Regions from separate parts of the Homo sapiens genome. Here all the other regions are linked to region 2. The links are chromatin contacts, found by Hi-C or POLR2A ChIA-PET in ENCODE. All regions are on one chromosome and are shown on one strand. The core of a region is the stretch at or near the end of the contact, and the rest is flanking DNA. Distances in the headings are between cores, read along the strand shown.

Region 1 (3,193 bases), core at 189-2,688, 590 kb before region 2:
TCCAAAGACTGGAGGCAACTCAGCCTGAGTTAATTCACAAAATTATGCCATGCTGGGGCTTGAGCTTGAGCTTGGGCTTAGGCTTGGGCTCAGCTTTTGACCCTCAGGCATCTCCTTTCCCTTCCTGTCTTCCTCTCCCTTCTCCTCTGCTGCAGCATGATTTTCTTAATCTTCAGACACTCACTATTTTCATGAACAGTTACCCTCTGTCCCCACAACCAAAGACAACTCATGGCCTCCTTTGGCCCTTGTGTAACATTGCAAACCTGTGGCTTTGCAAAATGTACCCAGGTCACAAGGGGATTTTTTTTTTTTTAGCAATGATATCCCTGTCTGGGTCACTTTTTAAGCTTGTAACCGCCCCCCCAGACTTATAATCTTAAATGTATTTTCCTTTGTTTAAGCTGCTGCTTCCTCTGTTTCATTGGATTGTGCCAGTTATCAGTGGCTCTTGGGTTCAAAGTAATAAAGAATTCCAAAACTGAGATGTTTGCTTTCTCTACCTGTTTCCTGTTCAGATGCCTTCGGTCATTTTGGCTCAGCTTGCTACTGAGAATGGCTGCTTCCCGTATTCAGAATGGAAGTGGGGTGGTCTGGTGGCGACAGGCTAACGTAGAGCTGGCTGCTTTTATGAGAATGCGCCACTTGACCCCATCCTGCACCTTTGTTTATTCCAGGGCACTAATGGTCACTCGCATGCCCGCTGTGCACAGTCCTGTGAGTTAAATGCCCACTACTCTCTGCACTGGTCCCACCTGCTCAATTGACAAAAAAAATCAGGTCCTTGTTGACAGTTCTGTTAAAAGGTTTAATATTCAAATTATACATTAAATAGAATCAAACAGGCAGCAGCAGTTTTATTAAGCATCAAGTCAGTTGGCATGTGGGTGGCGGAGTGCCTGGTAATGGAATAATAGGGTCGGCGATGCCCGCCAAGATTCCAGAGTAAGTCAGGTCGCTAGGTGAGTTGTGACTGATTGCTTTTCCTGCAGCGCACGTGAGCAGTATCAGCCATCTCTCTCCTACCCGCTCCACAGCCTACTGCTGGCTGTCCTGTATGTGAGCTAGCAGCTTTTTAATCTACCTGGAACTAAGGCCAAAAATTATCAGCCCTTTCGTTCTGGAAGGAGAGCTGATCTCATTTGTCACCTGAACAAAAAGCAATACTTAAACTGAATTAAAACTACCCACACGTGAAGCTTCTTGGAATTGTCAGCTATTGTTGGCGTAAGACCTGGTAAATGTAGAGCCAGTGCTGTGCCCTGACCTGGAGATCTAACAGACTTGGCAGAAATGCCTGTGCCCAGACTGAAGAGACCTGGGGCTCAGGAAGAGGCTCGGAACGCCTGCCCTCTATTCTATAGAAACTGCAGGCATAGGCCCTGATTACATTTTTTGCTCTTGGTAAAAGGAGTCAATGATACCTTTGTACTTCTCCAAAACTGTGAGCCGTTTCAGTTTCATCGTGGGACCTAAAAGGGAAATGAGAAGAAATGAGTGAGGCCCAGGCTCTGAGAACTCTGAGAATGTGTGTGGTAAAGACTCACACTCAGTCCTATATATAACTCAGGAATTAAGCCAGATAATCAGGACCGTCAGTAGCCAGCCTCCAAGACAGTGATCGCTCCTGGTATTCATATGGCTTGTGTGTAGTCTCCTGTGTTATACCACTGGTTGTGGCCAGTGGAGTATAGATGAAGGGTTGGTATGTCACCTCTGAGAATAGGTTATAAAAGATCAGTTTCTTTTATACACATAGGAAAGTAGTGTAAGCTACATCTGCCTTTTCCTTGACCTGTACCCAGTTTTGACCCTCAGTCCATTTTCTCTGAAATGGATTTATTTGTTCCATCTCTTGAATGAATAAATTGTTGAAGCAATTAAAAAATAGACTAGGTTTCTGTCTTGGGCTTTCTCTTGGACCATTCTTCCTGGGCAAGCCGGCTGCCATGTTGTGAGGATACACAGCCCATGAGAGGCCCACTGGCCACACACGGATGTTTCTGGCCAGCAGACAGCAAGGAGCTGAGGCCTGCCGACAGCCACGTAAGTGAGCGCGGAGGTGAGCCTCAGCTGCAAGTGACTGCACCCAGCTCACATTGACTGTAATCCCGTGAGACCCAAGCCAGAACCACTCAGCTAAGCTGTTCCTGGATTCTTGACCCATAGAAATGTGGATAATAAATGTTTACTGCTTTAGGCTGCTACATTTTTGGGGTCATTTGTTACACAGCAATGTATTAGATAGCTAGTACACATCATCTCTGCATTTTTGTGAACGTTTATACAACGTTGGACATTATGCTTTGATGGTTGTGATGGGGGTAGGGGAAGCCCAGGTTATGGGGAGCCTCTGCCATGGTCTTTATGAGAGGTCTTCCCCTAATTACTTTTCTTAACCTTGATTTATCCCCCAAAAGCAAGTTTGAAAGAGCTCTGATTTGAGGTCCTGGGTAGCTTAAAGTGCCTAACTCACTCTTGACTGTGTAACTGGAAACTTTCTGTGTTAAAGTCATTATATTAACTGCTTAGTGAAGACATCTTCTGTCTCTCTGACCTTGCGTTCAATATGCTGGCAGCAGACAGCCAGATAAGCTCAAGGTCTCTGATTGCAGCTCAGCTTTGCTGTAGACAATTGCATCTGGGTTCAGCCGTGATGGATTTGAGGGAATCACACTGGCATAACCATTTCTACCTCTCCTGTTCTATGAACATCCCATGAACATCTCTTGGCTACAGCCAAGAGTGACTTCAGCTGAGGCTGCACCAGAGCCCTCTCCTGGTTCTGTGGGCAGTGGTCCGGAACAGCCTTATCCCTTTGTCACACAAGCTGACTTTCCGGAAGATCACAGTACTCTCACCCCTAGAACCACGTGACTCCAGGCTGAACACTAGCAGGGCCTTGGTGTTGGCCTGGTAGTTCCATTGTGATTTTCGGAGAAAACAGTCCCATAGTCAAGGCCAAGTTAAATGTCATGTTCAGATTAGAAAGTTCTAGCACATATCAGCTGGGCGCAGTGGCTCACGCCTGTAATCCCAGCACTTTGGGAGGCCGAGGCGGGCGGATCACCTGAGGTCGGGAGTTCGAGACCAGCCTGACCAACATGGAGAAACCATGTCTCTACTAAAAATACAAAATTAGCCGGGCATGGTGGCCCATGCCTGTAATCCCAGCTACTCGGGAGGCTGAGGC
Region 2 (3,175 bases), core at 130-2,629:
CTTGCTCCTGATGCCACTGCCACTGCTGACAGCCCCCAGCTGCCACCCGGGCCCTGCTTACTCCAGCAGACCTCCCTGGGGAGGAGGAGCAGGAAGGCAGCAGCCAGCCCTGGGCCTGGGACATCCCCCAGGCCCGGCAGAGGGCACGAGGCAGCAGGCAGGCTCCTCCACCCCAGCTCCAGGCAGAGCTCCAAAGTGCACATCTGCAGGCCTGCATCCTGGTCGCCCGGGGTGACCTCAGACAAGCTGCTTCACCTCTTGGGCCTCGGTTCCCTCCTCTGTCAACCCCACCTCCACAGCAAATGGATGTGGCCATGCTGTGTCACTGCAGTGAGCACACACACACGAGTTTCCCAGCTTTCCACATGTCCCGCCAACTGTCCCACAGACCAGCAGAACATCTGGGAATTCCAGGTCTCCAAGTCCAAGACACCTTCCCAGCCCCCCTCCACTGTTCACTGATGGCAGAAAACTCCTCACTTAGGACAGCTTCTAGTTCAGCCACCTAACCAGCCCCCATAGCCCACTCCCTGCAGCCCACTCACACCCGCCCCTGGGAGACCTTGCAAGCCCAGAGCCTCCTGGGCCATCCGTCCTTGGTTCTAGGCCCCCAGGGGCCTCAGTTTCTGTTCTCTGCCCCATCTGGTCCTCCCCCACTGGGATCATAACCACCCCGCTCCCTGTGGCCAGCCCTAGCCATAAAGGTGAGAGACGTGGTGCCAGCACCCAGCTCAGGTAGCACATAGGAGTGCTCTGAGATGCTGGCTGGGTGCGTGCTGAGGGCAGGCAGGACAGGGTGGGGGCGCTGCCACTGGGCCTTGAGGTTTGAGGCAGGAAGACCACCCATGCCAGAGGCAGGGCAGCGAGGCATGGCAGGGGCCACTCTGAGCCTGAATGAGGGCTGCCCAGGAGCTGGCACAGGTAGAGAAGGCAGCGTTGGACAAGGGGAGAAGGCAGACCGGGGAGATTGCAGGGGGCCCTGAATGCCAGCTTGAGGGCCCTGGCTGAGGACTCTGTCCTAGGGGCAGGGAGCAGACAGCCAATAGCACAGGGGACACAGCTCTTCACGCCACGGCTTCTGGATTCCTTAGACTGGCAGGGTCAGCCCCAGGCCCTCTCCCTGACCTTGCAATTGGGGATGACAGTGGCTGTGGGGGAGGGGAAAAAGCCACCTTCCCTGAGCACCACCTGGATCCCCACGCAGTGCTGCGTGCTTCATGCCCAGACCTCATTTATGCAAGGATGGGGCTTGGCAGCCCCTTTATTCAGCACATGAAGGCCCTGAGAGGGAAATGGAGCCCAAGGCCACACAGCTGGTGAGGGGAGCCTAGGTGACACTCCAGGGCCACCCCATTTCCTGCCCTCAGCACTTCCGGGAGCAGCTGGGGCTGCAGGAAGGAAGTGTATGACTGTGTGTGTGTGTGTTGGCGTGTGTGTGTGTGTGCGCGCACGCACACATGCTGGAGGCGGCGGCAGGGGTGTCCAGAACCACCTCTACCTCAGGCCCTTCCACCAGGACCCAGCTGGCCAGGAAACCCCCCACCACTGGGATTAACAGGACCCTGGAAGGGAGGCCCTTCCTGCCTCAAACCCCATTACCTCATTAGCAGGACCCTGGAAAGGAGGCCCTTCCTGTGGTTCCATTGCTCACTCTAGGCAGTCCTCTAGCCAGGGAATGGACAGGCCAGGGCTGGGGACAGGGACTCACCCAGGCCCAGTTTTCACACAGCCTCAGGGACATCCCTGGTCTCACTGTGGGAAGACTGAGACCTAGAGGAGAAAGAGCTTACCCAGGTTCACACAGCAAATCAGGGGCCAGGGCCACTCCCTCTACTCCCCCAAGGTCAGACAGCTGCCTATGGGATGTTGTGTGGCCGGGACTCCCCTTGACTGACTCCCAGCACAGCCCAGCCTCCAGCATGGCATCCTGTGGCATCAGGATTTTCAGTGGCCATGTGGCTCCTGAGCCCAGACTACAGATGGAACCAGCCAGTGCCGTGGGCACAATGGTTTGACGACCCCATTTCCCCATCACCCTCCCCACCCCACCTCACTTCAGCAGGGAGCCTGGGGTCAGGGGACTCACGGGGAGGCTCGACGGGCTCACAATCCTCGGTGCCACACGGCCGGGAGCTCTCAGGCCAGGCCTCGTGGCCACACTGGTCACTGTCTTCCTCGGGCAGCCCTGTCTGGGTGTTGACACACTTGACCAGGCGCCGCTGGACACCACCACCACAGGGGCCTGAGCACTGAGGGGAGCGGGGGAGGAATGAGTGTCTCCAGGGCCAGCCCTAGCAGTGGGGGCAGGGACACCTCCTCTGGGAAGCCGTCCCTGCGCCCTGTGCCTGACTGGCCTGGCCTTGCTCCCAGCCGCCCCCTCAGTGCCTCCTGGAGCACCTGGTCCCATTCCTAGAGCCCACTTGGTGCTGGAACCCCACTCTCACTTGTGGGATCGGCTCCTGCAGAGGGAAGGGGCGTGAGAACCGTGGGACAGCCCTCGGGGCGGCAGGGCAGTGAGCCCCTCACACAGGACATGCCTGAGAAGCCTGGGCAGGGGCGCCGGGATGGAGCCCTGATGCAGCAGTGGGCAGAGATGTGGGCGAGACACCGCTGTGCCCGAGGGACAGGGCAGAGGACCTGCCGCAGCCCATGGGCAGGAGGGCAGGAGACAGTTTCACAGCCGGGGCCCAGCCCGCCAGGCTTCGTTGTTATCAGCCCTAAACATGCACTGAGTCTGTGCCAGTGTCATGCTGTGCCCGGCCCTGTGCTTCGTTGCGTTCCTTCATTTAATCCTCCTGACCCTCCTCTCCTAAGCTGTTCCAGTTTTACAGATGAGAAAACAGTGACCCAGCAACGCAAAGCAACCTGCCCAGAGTCACTCAGCAGCCAGTCGGACAAAGACGCAAACGCTGGCCCAGCTGACTCCAGGACCCAGCTCAGGGCCCAAATCTGAGATTTCTGAACCCCTCAGTTCCAAACAGGCCCAGCAGAAGGTGTCCTGCCCATCTGAGGCCCCTCTTACGCCCCCTTCTGCCGCTGGCCTTTGCCGGGCTCCCCGGCCCCCTCAAGCTCGTCATTCCTGCCTCAGACTTCACACCTGATGTCCCTTCGATCCCTGTCCTTGGCATCACTGACTCCTCCCTCGGGTCTCAACCCCAGACCCCTCCTTGGAAGG
Region 3 (3,172 bases), core at 433-2,932, 610 kb before region 2:
AGTTGGCAGGCGCTCCAGGTCTTTGGGGCTGGAAGGAGTGGTGGGAAATCAGGCTGAAAAAAGACAGTGGTGTGAGAGGAGAGTGCAAGGGAGAGCCAGGAGGTTTCAGAGCCGGGGCGAGCCCTGGTCAGAGCTGTGCCTGAAGGGGAGGGCAGGTTGGCAGGTGAAGAGGCTGTTGTAAGAGCCTGGGCCTGAGGTGGTCTGGCCCGAAGGAGGGCAGGGGTGACATTGGGGATGGAGGAACTGTGGGAGAACACTTCAGGATGGGACTGCCAGGGCCTGATGAGGGGAAGGGGCCCAATGGAAAGGGGTTGATAAAAGCCCTCCTTCCTGACAAGGCCACAGACTTAGCTGCAGTTTATTATTTAGGTCATAAAAGCTCTTGGGATCACTTCTCTACTGCACTCATCACCTCTCTGGGTGGGTAGGCAGCTCCTCTCTGGATAGAACTCTTCCCAGGGTAGGGTAGCAGAGACCTGGTTTAAACACCTGACCTCCCCTGGCACCCAGCTAGAGGCCTGGCCATCAGCAGGAACTCAGGAGTTTGTGATGGACAGGGAGAGGACAAGGGGAAAGGTGAGTATGGATGTTATTTCTTCAGAGAAGCATTCCCTGACCTCCAGGTTAGGTTTGAATCAGGTTGCCTGATTTTGCCTTGCCATAGCTCCTTGCTCTTTTGCTTCTTGGCGCAACAGTTTTAATGACATGTGTGTGACACTTGATTGAAGCCTGTCTTTCCTACTGGACACTAAGCCCCAGCACTTAAAACAGTGCCTGGTGTCTAGTTGACCCTCAGAAATATTTGTTGAGCTAAATAGACAGATTAGTAGTTGCCTGGGATTGAGGACAGGAGCGGGATTGACTATAAACGGACACAAGGAACATTTTCATATGCTCAAAAACTGGATTGTGGTGATGGTTGTGCAACTGTTTACATTTACTAAAAATCATCAAACTGTACACTTACAGTGAGTAAATGTTACTATATATACATTATACCTCAATAAAGCTGGTAAAAAATAAAATTCGGCCAGTCGCAGTGGCTCACTTTGTGAGCCTGGGGCAAGCAGATCGCTTGAACTCTGGAGTTCCAGACCAGCCTGAGCAACATAGCGAGGCCCCATCTCTACGGAGAAAAAAAAAAAAAAAAAAAAAGAAAAAGAAAAGAAAAAACAAAGTTGGGCTGGGCTTAGTAATTACTTGATCCCAGGAGGTCGAGGCTTTGTAGTGAACCTGTTCGCGCTACTGCACTCCAGCCTGGGCGACAGAGTGAGACCCGGTCTCAAAAAAAAAAAAAAAATCAAAATTTGTGGAATAAGAAAATTATGTGTCTTTCTCCACGGGATTGTAAATTCTATGAGGAGCGCTATATCCCCAAGATCCTAGAACATTAATCAGCACCTAGTAGGTGTGGAACAAACGTCTTACCTTAACAGCGAGTCAATGAACCAGGGAGGGGAGGAAGAAGCTTTCCCGGAGATGCCGGCCCCTCAGTTTCCGGGTTCGCCTGGCGCTCAGCCAGGCCAGTCACAGAGAGACGAGCCCGGCGATTCGCCAGCGGAATGTCCAGGGGCGGGGCAGCGAGCGAGCGCGAAGCAATCCTGAGGCGGTCTAGGGGGCGGGGCGTTCAGGGGGCGTGGCCGTGCAGGGGCGGGCTCCGAGCGTGGGGTGGGCGCTTGCGCACTGCCGCTGCGGCTGTTGCTGCGGAGCCAGGAGGGGAAGCGATGGCTGGGCCCGCGTGGATCTCTAAGGTGAGCGCTGGCAGGCCGGCGTGTGGCAGGCAGGCAGGCCGCGAGGGCTGGCAGGAGAGCCGGTCGCGTGCCGGGTGTGGGCGGGCGCGTGGGCCAGACAGGGAGGCGGTGGCTGCCCGCGGGGACAGCTTGGGAGCCGGTCCTGGTCGCCCGTGCCCCGCGCTCCGTGGCCGGCTCGCAGTGTATGGGCCGCCCCGGGCCGGGTCAGCAGCGCAGAGGCGGGGACGGCGTCAAGGTCAAGGCGGGGGGGCGCCGGCCCTGCTCCTGCCGAGACCCGGCTGCCGTCACCCGCATCCGCCCAGGCCAGAGCCCAGGCTTCGCGCCGAGCCCGGGAAGGTCACGGGAGCCTCTGTCCCGGCTCCGCCATCCGGGCCGCTTCCCCGGCTGCGGCCCTGCTGCGGGACTGATCCCCTCAGCACTGCCCACACCTCTCATCCGCTGTCTGCGCGGCCCTTGGCCGGGGAACCGCAGGTGCCACGGGCACTGGCGTTGAGCTTGGGAGGTTTTCCCAGGTGAGAGAATCCGGGGGCCCTTTTCCCTATCAGATTGTTTTCCCTTTGGCGCTCTTCCCAGTCAGACCTCTAGTGCTCTTGTAGCTATTTCCCCTTCATAGGATAGGGCATCTTACACCTCGGAATTACCGTCTGAACCTTCGGAGAGAGAGACCAGCAGAGCCTTCCTTTTACCTTTCATTGGTGGGAATCCTGCAATCTGGAGCGCTTTAGCTCTCCTTGACAGCTCAGATGCCAGAGCTGGAAAGGGTTTCAGATCATCTATGCAGTTCCGTAGCTTCTCAGTGGAACTAACCTGTGCCTGAAGAAGAATTTGCTCAAGGTCACACAGGAGGTCGGTGTCAGAGCAGGGAGAGGAACCTAGGTGTCTTGGTTCCCATTTCCCAAGGTCACATAGCAAATGATGGTACAGGCCATCAGGCCTCAAGTCTCCTGTTGCTATGAAAGGGTGGTCCCCTAGAAATCTATAAACAATTTAACGTTTTTCTGTAAGTTTGATACTACTTTTCTCCCATTTTTTCGGTTTAAAGAGAGGTCCAGAGATGCACTGTTATTTAAGGAAAAGATCTCTGTACTGGAATTTAGGAGTCTCAGATTTAAATCCTAGCAATGCCACTGATTGGCTGTGTGACCCTAAGCAAATTACTAAACATCTCTAAGCCTTAATATGCCCATCTGTGAATATCTATACTTACATCACAGAATTGTTTGAGTATTAAATAAAATAATGTATGTGAAAGCACTTGGTATGTACAGAAGGAAAACAAAAATCTGAAGCTTTCTTATCAATATGTTTATCTGTCTCCAACAGACAGTGGTTTTCATGGGCATCATTAACTGGTTTTTTTGTTCAATAACTAGATTCTACTTTGTCACCCTCTTCAGACCCAGATTTGCTTGTGATGATAA

The links. A loop is a pair of places that touch in the nucleus more often than their neighbours do. ChIA-PET counts read pairs that join two places held with the same protein, here RNA polymerase II (POLR2A). Pooled maps may share reads with other maps.
Region 1: a loop to region 2 is called in a pooled map, with 4 times the contacts of the local background. The contact joins two enhancer-like sites. A Hi-C loop is called at or near these places in 2 of 50 pooled maps. POLR2A ChIA-PET finds 5 or more read pairs at or near these places in 2 of 52 experiments (OCI-LY7 and activated CD4-positive, alpha-beta T cell).
Region 3: a loop to region 2 is called in a pooled map, with 8 times the contacts of the local background. The contact joins the promoter of IDH3A here to the enhancer-like site in region 2. A Hi-C loop is called at or near these places in 8 of 50 pooled maps. POLR2A ChIA-PET finds 5 or more read pairs at or near these places in 3 of 52 experiments (PC-9, activated B cell and activated T-cell).

Annotation. Positions count from the first base shown.
Region 1 is chr15:78,170,058-78,173,250 of GRCh38, forward strand. It overlaps IDH3A (isocitrate dehydrogenase (NAD(+)) 3 catalytic subunit alpha), which reads left to right. Exons shown (of 11, transcript NM_005530.3): 11 at 1-1,888. ACSBG1 (acyl-CoA synthetase bubblegum family member 1) reads right to left here. Exons shown (of 14, transcript NM_015162.5): 14 at 1-1,472. The coding sequence ends at 1,387. Among named protein-coding and RNA genes, the nearest start is that of IDH3A, 22 kb to the left of the region's middle. Within about 2 kb of position 1,439, at least 5 of the 41 ENCODE cell types and tissues checked have a DNase peak (open chromatin) inside an H3K27ac peak, as active enhancers do; they include OCI-LY7, where a contact is called at or near this core.
Region 2 is chr15:78,760,317-78,763,491 of GRCh38, forward strand. It overlaps ADAMTS7 (ADAM metallopeptidase with thrombospondin type 1 motif 7), which reads right to left. Exons shown (of 24, transcript NM_014272.5): 23 at 2,087-2,249. Among named protein-coding and RNA genes, the nearest start is that of ADAMTS7, 50 kb to the right of the region's middle. Within about 2 kb of position 1,380, at least 16 of the 41 ENCODE cell types and tissues checked have a DNase peak (open chromatin) inside an H3K27ac peak, as active enhancers do; they include OCI-LY7, where a contact is called at or near this core.
Region 3 is chr15:78,147,680-78,150,851 of GRCh38, forward strand. It overlaps IDH3A (isocitrate dehydrogenase (NAD(+)) 3 catalytic subunit alpha), which reads left to right and starts at 1,683. Exons shown (of 11, transcript NM_005530.3): 1 at 1,683-1,751. The coding sequence starts at 1,725. LOC124903534 (a long non-coding RNA gene) reads right to left here and starts at 1,540. Exons shown (of 2, transcript XR_007064725.1): 1 at 1,429-1,540; 2 at 1-53. RefSeq lists a silencer at 1,643-2,222.